3 separate regions of the Mus musculus genome follow, and all the other regions are linked to region 2. A link is a contact called in ENCODE POLR2A ChIA-PET data. All regions are on one chromosome and are shown on one strand. Each heading gives the region's core, a stretch centred on a gene start or an enhancer-like site at or near the end of the contact. The rest is flanking DNA. Distances are from core to core; before and after follow the strand shown. Region 1 holds the start of Zfp566 (zinc finger protein 566). Region 2 holds the start of Zfp568 (zinc finger protein 568). Region 3 holds the start of Zfp14 (zinc finger protein 14).

The links. ChIA-PET counts read pairs that join two places held with the same protein, here RNA polymerase II (POLR2A).
Region 1: POLR2A ChIA-PET joins it to region 2 with 31 read pairs in Patski. The contact joins the promoter of Zfp566 here to the promoter of Zfp568 in region 2. POLR2A ChIA-PET finds 5 or more read pairs at or near these places in 3 of 5 experiments (Patski and embryonic stem cell).
Region 3: POLR2A ChIA-PET joins it to region 2 with 14 read pairs in Patski. The contact joins the promoter of Zfp14 here to the promoter of Zfp568 in region 2. POLR2A ChIA-PET finds 5 or more read pairs at or near these places in 2 of 5 experiments (Patski and embryonic stem cell).

Annotation. Positions count from the first base shown.
Region 1 is chr7:30,089,085-30,091,807 of GRCm38, reverse strand. It overlaps Zfp566 (zinc finger protein 566), which reads left to right and starts at 1,298. Exons shown (of 4, transcript NM_152814.2): 1 at 1,298-1,520.
Region 2 is chr7:29,982,516-29,985,215 of GRCm38, reverse strand. It overlaps Zfp568 (zinc finger protein 568), which reads right to left and starts at 1,261. Exons shown (of 10, transcript NM_001167872.1): 1 at 988-1,261. It overlaps Gm31735 (a long non-coding RNA gene), which reads left to right and starts at 1,695. Exons shown (of 2, transcript XR_001778074.2): 1 at 1,695-1,783.
Region 3 is chr7:30,049,981-30,052,680 of GRCm38, reverse strand. Zfp14 (zinc finger protein 14) reads left to right here and starts at 1,285. Exons shown (of 5, transcript NM_178733.5): 1 at 1,285-1,336.

The sequences.
Region 1 (2,723 bases), core at 49-2,548, 110 kb before region 2:
ATGTATGAGCCTATGAGCCAGCTCATTCAAATCTCCGCACCCAGCAATCCCAAACTTCACTTCCCTCTAACATGCCTGGTTAGTATACCCGTTATCATTGGGGTAGTCTACCGGCAGCTCTCCCTCAGCTCCATTCTATTCTGGGTAACTTCATATCCTTATAAGATCTTCATGTCTTTATAGTATCTATTTCGTTAGGACTGTGGCAGCTTTGCAATTAACAGAGAAGTGAGGTAAGCCGTGTTGTCCCTATTTTCTGAAGAGAAAATCTTGATTTATACAGAGATGTAGTCTTTTAACTTCAATGTCGTTTTAAAAGATTTAATGTGAGTGCTCTGCTGCATATACATCTGTAGGCCAGAAGAGGGCATCATATCCTCTTATAGATGATTGTGAGCCACTATGTGGTGGCTGGGTATTGAACTCAGGTCCTCTGGAAGAGAAGCCAGTGCTCTTAATCGCTGAGTCATCTCTCTAGCCCCAACTTTAATGTCTTTTTCAGACCGACTGACTTGTTATCTCCTGGACTAGGTATATTTATTGGTTATGGAAATCACTTCAAAGGAAGATGCTTTCTCCAAGTGTTCCACTGTAGTTTTTAATGTAACTACCTCTCAGTAGCCAGGGATGACCCTGATCCTCCTGCTCCTCCTGCGGGCTAGCATTAGAAGCATGTGGGAATCCAAGGTGTGGTCCTGGTATCCACCCTTTCAACCTACAGGACCTGCTAATGAGTACCAAGCCAAATGCATGTCCAGAACAAGTCACACATCTGCGGAGGAGATCTGTTCCTGCACACTTCTGGGGCGGGGGGAAACTCGGCCGCTAGAGGTGGCCAAGCAAAGGCTTAGCTCTCTGAGAAATTGAGATAACTTTCCCCCTTCAATATATTTTTTTTCGTATTGCACTGAATTATATTACTAGAAGTCTCAGCCGCATGATTATGCTTACTATGCAAATCACACTCCGCCCCCTACCAGTTCTCCGCCCCTTTCCTGATGCAGTCTATCCTCTACAGATAATACCAAAAGTCCGGGAAATCAACAGATTCCTAACTTTTTTGAATGATTTTAAATGCAGTAGTGGAAGCTGATATAGGGTTCCATGTATCCTGAGGATGCGTTTCTATTTGGGGTGTCCTCCGCTCGTCCACCACACTGAGGGACCGTTAGAAGCCCCGCCCATCGGGAGCCATCTTGTCTGCCGCGTTCCCTCGGACTGACTACATTTCCCAGAGGGCTCCCTGGCTTCTCGCGGGAAGATCACGCGCCTGGCGTGACTTCAGAGCTTTGCTGGCAAGAGGGGAGGTGCACTGAAGGATTGCAGGGCTTTGGCAGCTTGCAAGGAAGGCCTTTGGTGCGGAACCCGGGAGGAGGCGGGGCGAACGCCGAGGCTGGGCTTTGTGCGGCAGAGGAGTCGGAATTGTGCGGCTAATTTGTGAACAGTGATCGCGGCGCTAAGGGGCTGGACTGGTGATGAGCATCAGTTTCTGCTAACACCGTGGCGGCCACCACCCCTTGGTGAGTGGGAGGGAGCGAGCTGGGGACACGTGCGGCATTGTGTGTGGATGTGGAGAGCTGCTGACTGGGTGAGTGTTCTGTCTCTGTAGGGGCGTGCGACTGTGTGATGTTGTGACCACGTGCAGCACAGTGCAGGCGCAGATACCTGTGGATTCTGTGTGGTAAAAGTGAAGTTGTGCTTAAGTTACTTTTTGAGCCCCTAGTAGGTAGTCCTGTCTTCTCGTAGGTAGGTTTCCGATAGCCGAGTGTCTCTGTTGTGGGTCTGTGTGTGGGTTGTGAGTGTGAAGTTTTGAATGTGTATCTTGCGTGCATTCTTCTTTAGCCTTTGCTCATTTTAGAGGTTCATTTGTGAGCTATCATGCTTTTCTTTGTCTTTTACTTTGTTTATTTGGACAGCTGTGTAGGACTTCCCCGTGTTAAGTGGGATAGCGGCTTAACTGAGTCTTTGTGCTGTTTGATATTTCAGGATCTGAAGCATTTATACATCTCGACTATTAAGGGTAGCCATATGAGTATTTCCAACTGTTTTTAATGTTTACTTTTAAAAATTCACTTTACATCCTAATCTCAGCCACCCTCCTTCCTCGCTTCCCAGTCCTACCCTTACAAATCCCTCCCTCCATCTCCCCCTTACCTTGTCCTCTGGGCAGGAGAGTCCCTCTGGGTACCACCCCTCCCTGGGGCACCTAGTCCCAGCAGGTCTAGGAAGCACAATCAGGCAGTCGAAGTAGGGGGTGATCCAATGACAGGGAACAGAGATGGAGACAACCCCCGCTCCACTTCTTAGGGGGACCCACATAAACACCAAGCTCACACTTGCTACAAACGTGTAGGCGTGGGGTGGGGAGTGTGCTTAGGTCCAGCTCTTCCATGCTCCCTGGTTGGTGACCCAGGCTCTGTGAACCTCCATGCTCCCAGGTCAGTTGACTCTGGGTCTTCTTGTGGTATCCTTGACCCCTCTGGCTTGCTCACTTCTATCCCATACTCTTCCACAAGACTCCCCAAGCTCCACCTGATGAGTGTGGCTCTCTGCATCTGCCTCCATCCACTGCTGGGTGAAGTCTCTCAGGAGACAGTTATGCTAGGCTGCTGTCTGCAAGCACAAGAGTATCATTAGTAGAGTTAATTAGTTTCTCTCACATGGGATGGGTCTCAAGTTGGGGCAGTCATTGGATGACTGTTCCCTCAGTCTCTGCTCCATAT
Region 2 (2,700 bases), core at 12-2,511:
AATGTAATTTGAGAGAGAGAGAGCTAGTGAGCAAGCTAGAGAGCAGAGCTAGAGAGTGCACACAAGAGAGTGCAAACAAGAGCACACTATCATCAAAGAGCACTTGCACTAAACGGTAACACCCAGTATAAAAGTATTTCTAGAGATTTCTTAATGTGGCAAATAGTTATTTTAATAGACTACAAGCTTACCCACACAACTTTTCTTTGGCTAAATATGGACACATTTGAAGCAGAGGTTTTTTAGAGTCTTTGCATGATCTCCCCTGTGCTCCCATAATCCACCGTGAAAAGAAAATATGTTTGGAATCAGTTCTTTTTAACTTGAGCACCAGAAAACAACAAACAGAGAGCAGATCTGAATTTCAACCAAATACAGCCTGGATCAGCTAAATGCAATGAATCTGCTAACAACGTGAACTGAAGGAATCCCAGTTGGTTTGCTATTGAGCTTAGGAATTTTTTTCAGCCATTATTAAACTAACTTCAGGGCTGGGAATGTAGCTCATTGGTACAGTTTTTGCCTGGTGTGATTGAAGCGTTAGATTTAAATTCAACACTACAAAGGTAAAAGAAAGAAAGAAGAGAAAAGAAAAGAAAAGAAAAGAAAAGAAAAGAAAAAGAAAAAAAGAAAAAGGAAAAGGAAAGGAGAGAAAAGAAAAGATTTTTTTAAAAATTAAATAAGCCAAGCAAGCCATTAGGTAATAATAGAAAGAAAAACTGAAAAAAGTTAGAGAAGAAAGTGTTGAAAGGGCGGCAATGAGGAGGGGGAAATCATTAGAAAGTACAGATTTTTTTTCCCCGTAGTTACGAGTTACGCCAAATGCTACACACCTAAGAACTCCGCGGTACAATTGCACACGCCACGCCATCCCCACACTCACCACACCCTTACTCAACCCCTTACCACCAAACATGGCCACGACAGGACACTCGCTCTCGCACAACCACACCCCCTCCAAATCTCCAGAGTAGCACAAACTCTTACCAGGTTTTTGGTTGCAGCTCCGAACAGGCTTGAGTCCCGCCTTCTGGCCCGGAGCTCTCCGCAAAGCTGTGACCCGGGATACTCCGAGCCCCCCGAGAGCCCGCGCCCAGCCCGAAGCCCACGGCCGGCGCAAACCGGACCACCCGTGCCTCTCCCGTGGAGAGGTCCCCGCAGCGCCACCAGCCAAAACCTCCCGAGACGCAACCTCAGAGACGCGGCATGCGGGCCACGCACGGCCAGCCCCTCCACTCGGGCGGCAGCGCGCGCCCGTTATGTCCCAGAGCACAGGTGCTCCCAGAAGGACCCGCGGCCCGACCCAACTTCCGGTCAGAGCTCGGCTGGCGTTTCCTGTGCTAGGGACAGGAGTCATGGCCGAAGGCGCCGAGGTGGCTGAGCCCATTAGCGCGGCGAGACGGTGACGCCGCCGGCGAAGCAGCGCTGGACGTGAGCAGCTGCGGGGACGGTCTTTTCCGGAACAACCAGAGGAGGCGCTGGGGGCGCTAGGTGGCTGTCCCTTTGTGGACTACATTTCCCAGAAAGGCTAGTGGCCTGTCCAGCCTCTCGGCAGGAGCCTTGCGACTGGGCGGACGCAGTGCCCTGGAATAGTTTTTGTGGTTGTTTGTAATACATTCTGATAGCTTTTCTATGAGGACATGAAATGTCTGGTCGTTGTGGAGTTGTGGCTTAAGTGTAAGACTGTGCCTACCTCTATGTGGCATCTTGCATGTAACCATGGGGCTCCTGTCACCCGAGTGGTTGTGACTTCAGAACTCTGCTCCTGGGAACAATCTCTGAGGTGAGGTTTAGATTCGCAAATTGGTCAGGGTGCCAGTTCTCTCCTAATCTCCATTCTCTACGCAGGATGGATAATGGGGACAAGGCTGGTAATGATCTCTGGCCTGGCCAAGAAAGACCTGGAGGGTCACAATTTTTTTATGTCTACTCCCAGTTTTACCCATTGCCAGGTCAGTTACCCAAAAGAGGCAAAGAATGCACTACAAACCACAAAGAGCCGGGCTTTCCTTTGTGCCGAGCCCAGAGTGATCCCAGGTATTGGACGGCCGCCCCCATCTTACTGCATGCCCGCAAGCCTTACTTTCTTTCAAGCTGCAGTAAAACCACCAGGCCTGGGCGAGCTCCCTAAAGGCTGAGATAAGACCTCTGTCTTAGAATAGCCTTGAGCCTGAATGAACATCCTCCTACCTGCCACACCCTGGGCTCCAGAACTAACCCTCAATTTACAAATTCCTTCTTTATTGTTCCCTGAACCTCTGCTCCTGCCTTTATGCTTCAAAAGGAGAAAGGAGACTGCTCTCTCCCTTTGTCAAAGGTCGAAGCTGACTTGTGACCCTAACCAGTTAGAAGTGTTTTCCCGGGGGGGGGGGGGGGGGGGAGGGAACGGGACGGGGGGAGGGTATAAAGTTTACTTGTGGTTTATTTCCGACTTTCTTGGTCCTTTCCTCATTATTTGCACACCCCATGACCCCAACATCTGAATGCCTCTGGAAGTACTTGCTTAATGACGACTTGTCATTTGAAAATAGATCCCTATATTGTCTCCATTGGAGAAAAGAATAGCTATACCTATTATTAAGTCAGAGAGAGGCATAGAGGTAGCCATGTTCCAAGCCTGATTGCAAGCTAGAATAATCGGCTTAAGTTTAACTGGTGGGAGACAGAGCAGGTGGATCTCTGTGAGTTTCAAGCCAGCCT
Region 3 (2,700 bases), core at 36-2,535, 67 kb before region 2:
AGCCTCTCAATTGTCACGTTCCTAAAACTAACGTCCCAACGCTGGGAATGTTGACGGATGCCTGTAATAACAGCGCTCTGGAAAGAAACAAGAGGATCGATGAGGATCTTTCAACATCCCCAGCACCTATTACAGAGACATCCTGGCTGATATACCTTGCCCCCCACTATCCCAAACTCTGTAGCCCAGGCCTGGGCTTCCCATCTCCCAGCTTCTGTGATTCCTGTATAACCCAGTCATTTTGGGCACAAGGTCCTTTTGTTACCTCTTGCCCGCTGCACTTGGCCTCTTGGCTTCTAGCCTGTCCTACACCCCACCCCCTCCCCTCACATGGCCCCATTTAGTCCGGCAGTCATGGCCACCCTGGTTACTTTCAGACGCCCCTGCCAGTGCTCTCTCTTAGATCTCAATCCCTTGGGAGCAGTCATGTCCTCCTTTTTTTTTTTTTTTTTTCCATTCATCTTGAATTTGCAGTCTGCATGCTTCAGTCTCCTGAAGACCGGATGAGGCCTGGCACAAACACAAGAAAATGTTAGAGCAGTGGTTCTCAACCTCCCTAAAGCTGCGACCCATTAATACAGTTCCTCATGTTGTGGTGATCCACAAGCTATATAATTATTTTCGGTACTACTTTATAACTGTAATTTTGCTACTGTTAGGAATCCTAATGTAAATATCTGTGTTTTCTGATGGTCTTAGGTGGTCCCTGTGAAAGGTCATTTGACCCCCAAGGGGGGGGGGGATCTCGACCAACAGGTTGAGAACCACTGTGATAGAAGAAAGCATAATTATCTTTCCAGTCTTAGAGGTCTTGGCTTCATCTCCAGTTTGCAAAACAAAACCTAAGGCCAATACCAACGACTAGACCAATATACACAACGGCTAGAAGGGACAGTGGGAGAAAGCAGAGGCAGCGGGAACTCCAAGGAGCCTGAGCAACCTTTCCCTGGGTAGATGTGGGACTGCACCTTTGGAGAATGTATTTTACTGAGTTCCCTGATCATGCCTACACCCTCGCTGGGGTGAGAATATGCTTATCTCACATATTAAGCATGTGATAATGTGATGATGGTGTTCTCAGCCCTGGTAGGGCAACGACACAACCCCCAGCCCAGTGAGCTAGGTTTGGGGTGGGGATTTGGGGGCAGAGGGCAGCGGAATCTCCTAGCCCTTCCAGCTGGTCCAAGATCACACCCAGAGGCCTCCACCCATCACAGCCCCGAGCACGCTTGCGCACTCCGCTGCGTTGGCCCAGTCTTTCCCACCATGGACTACATTTCCCACAGGCCTCTGCGCAGCATCCTTCCGGCTGCTTAGCGCCGGTCCGCTCTGAGAGGTGAGTTGGTCCCTTGCACTGAGGAAATTGTCGCGGGGGCAGCGTAGGTTTGTCTTTAGTTGGCTTGAGAGACTTGGAGTCGGTGACGCTGAGTGGACACCGCGTACCCCGTTGCATCCTCCGTCTTCCCGCTGCAGAGCCCAGAGGCCCAGCATGGCTCTGAGTTCTGTGTGTGAACCTCAGAGTGAGGGCCCTCCGTACAAAAAGACAGCGCAGCTGCCACCGCAGGGCTGCTTTGTACGCGCTCCCTCCCCGCCAGGCAGCCCCGGTGGCCGTCGCCTGTCAAACCTGCCCCTCCGGTGGCGGCCAGTGTCCTCTCCATCCGCGGCGCTCCATTTCCAGTAGGTTATGTGTGTGGAAGGGCTGGTCGCGAGGGGTGTGTCCCCAGGCTACCAAGCCCGCACCTTCCCGGTTTGACCTTTTCCCCAGACTTGTTCATTTTAGGGAAGGCGAGGGAATAAAAGCAGGAAACGATTGTTGTTGCATACATAGAGACCCAACATTACTGCGGAAAAAAAAATAGCCTAACTTTCTTCTTTCTCGTTGTCCTATGAAGTGTACTCCTTGTTTTTCCAGGCATGGGGACATTTACTCCTCATTACTGTGAAAGTGAAAATGAAGTTAGCTTGGAAAGAAGCAGCGGTTTGGTGTTATCTTGGTCAGGGTAGAGGAGACAGATTCATGCAGACTGATAGTAAGCATCACTCAGAGATTATGTCTCTGATTAAATGCGGGTCCAGGCCCTCTTTGTGTGGTTACAAATGTCTTTTGTATTTTTTCTTTTTTATGTGTGTGTGTGTGTGTGTGTGTGTGTGTGTATTTGTGTGTATACACATACCAGCAGAAGCCAGGAGAAGGTGTCTGATTCCCAGGAACTGGAGTTATAGACGGTCGTGAAACACCATGTGAGTACGGGGAATCACACTTGCATCCTCTGCTAGAGCAGCCACTGCTCCTAGCAGTACAGCTGTTTCCAGCCTCACAGGTTTTAAATTTTTAACATGTTCGTTTTTTACGTATGTGAGTGTTTCTGTCTGCTTTTCTTTCTGTGCACCACTGAGTGTGACTGCGCCTGAGGAGCCCTGAAGAGGGCATCGGATTCTCTGGAACTGGAGTTACAGCAGTCACGTAGGTGCTGAGAGTGTAACCCGCTGATCCATCTCTGCATTCCAGGCTGCAGCTTTCTTATCCACGAAGCCTGCTTTGCTAGTTCGTTTTTAATTACTGTGGAAGATTCCTTTGCTAAACCACGCTTCTTACCAGAATAGCACGTTTTGTTCTTGTTTTAAACAATTTGTACCTATACTGACCAGGAATTCACTGTAACCCATGTGATCTCAAATTTGTGGGTGATCCTCCTGCCT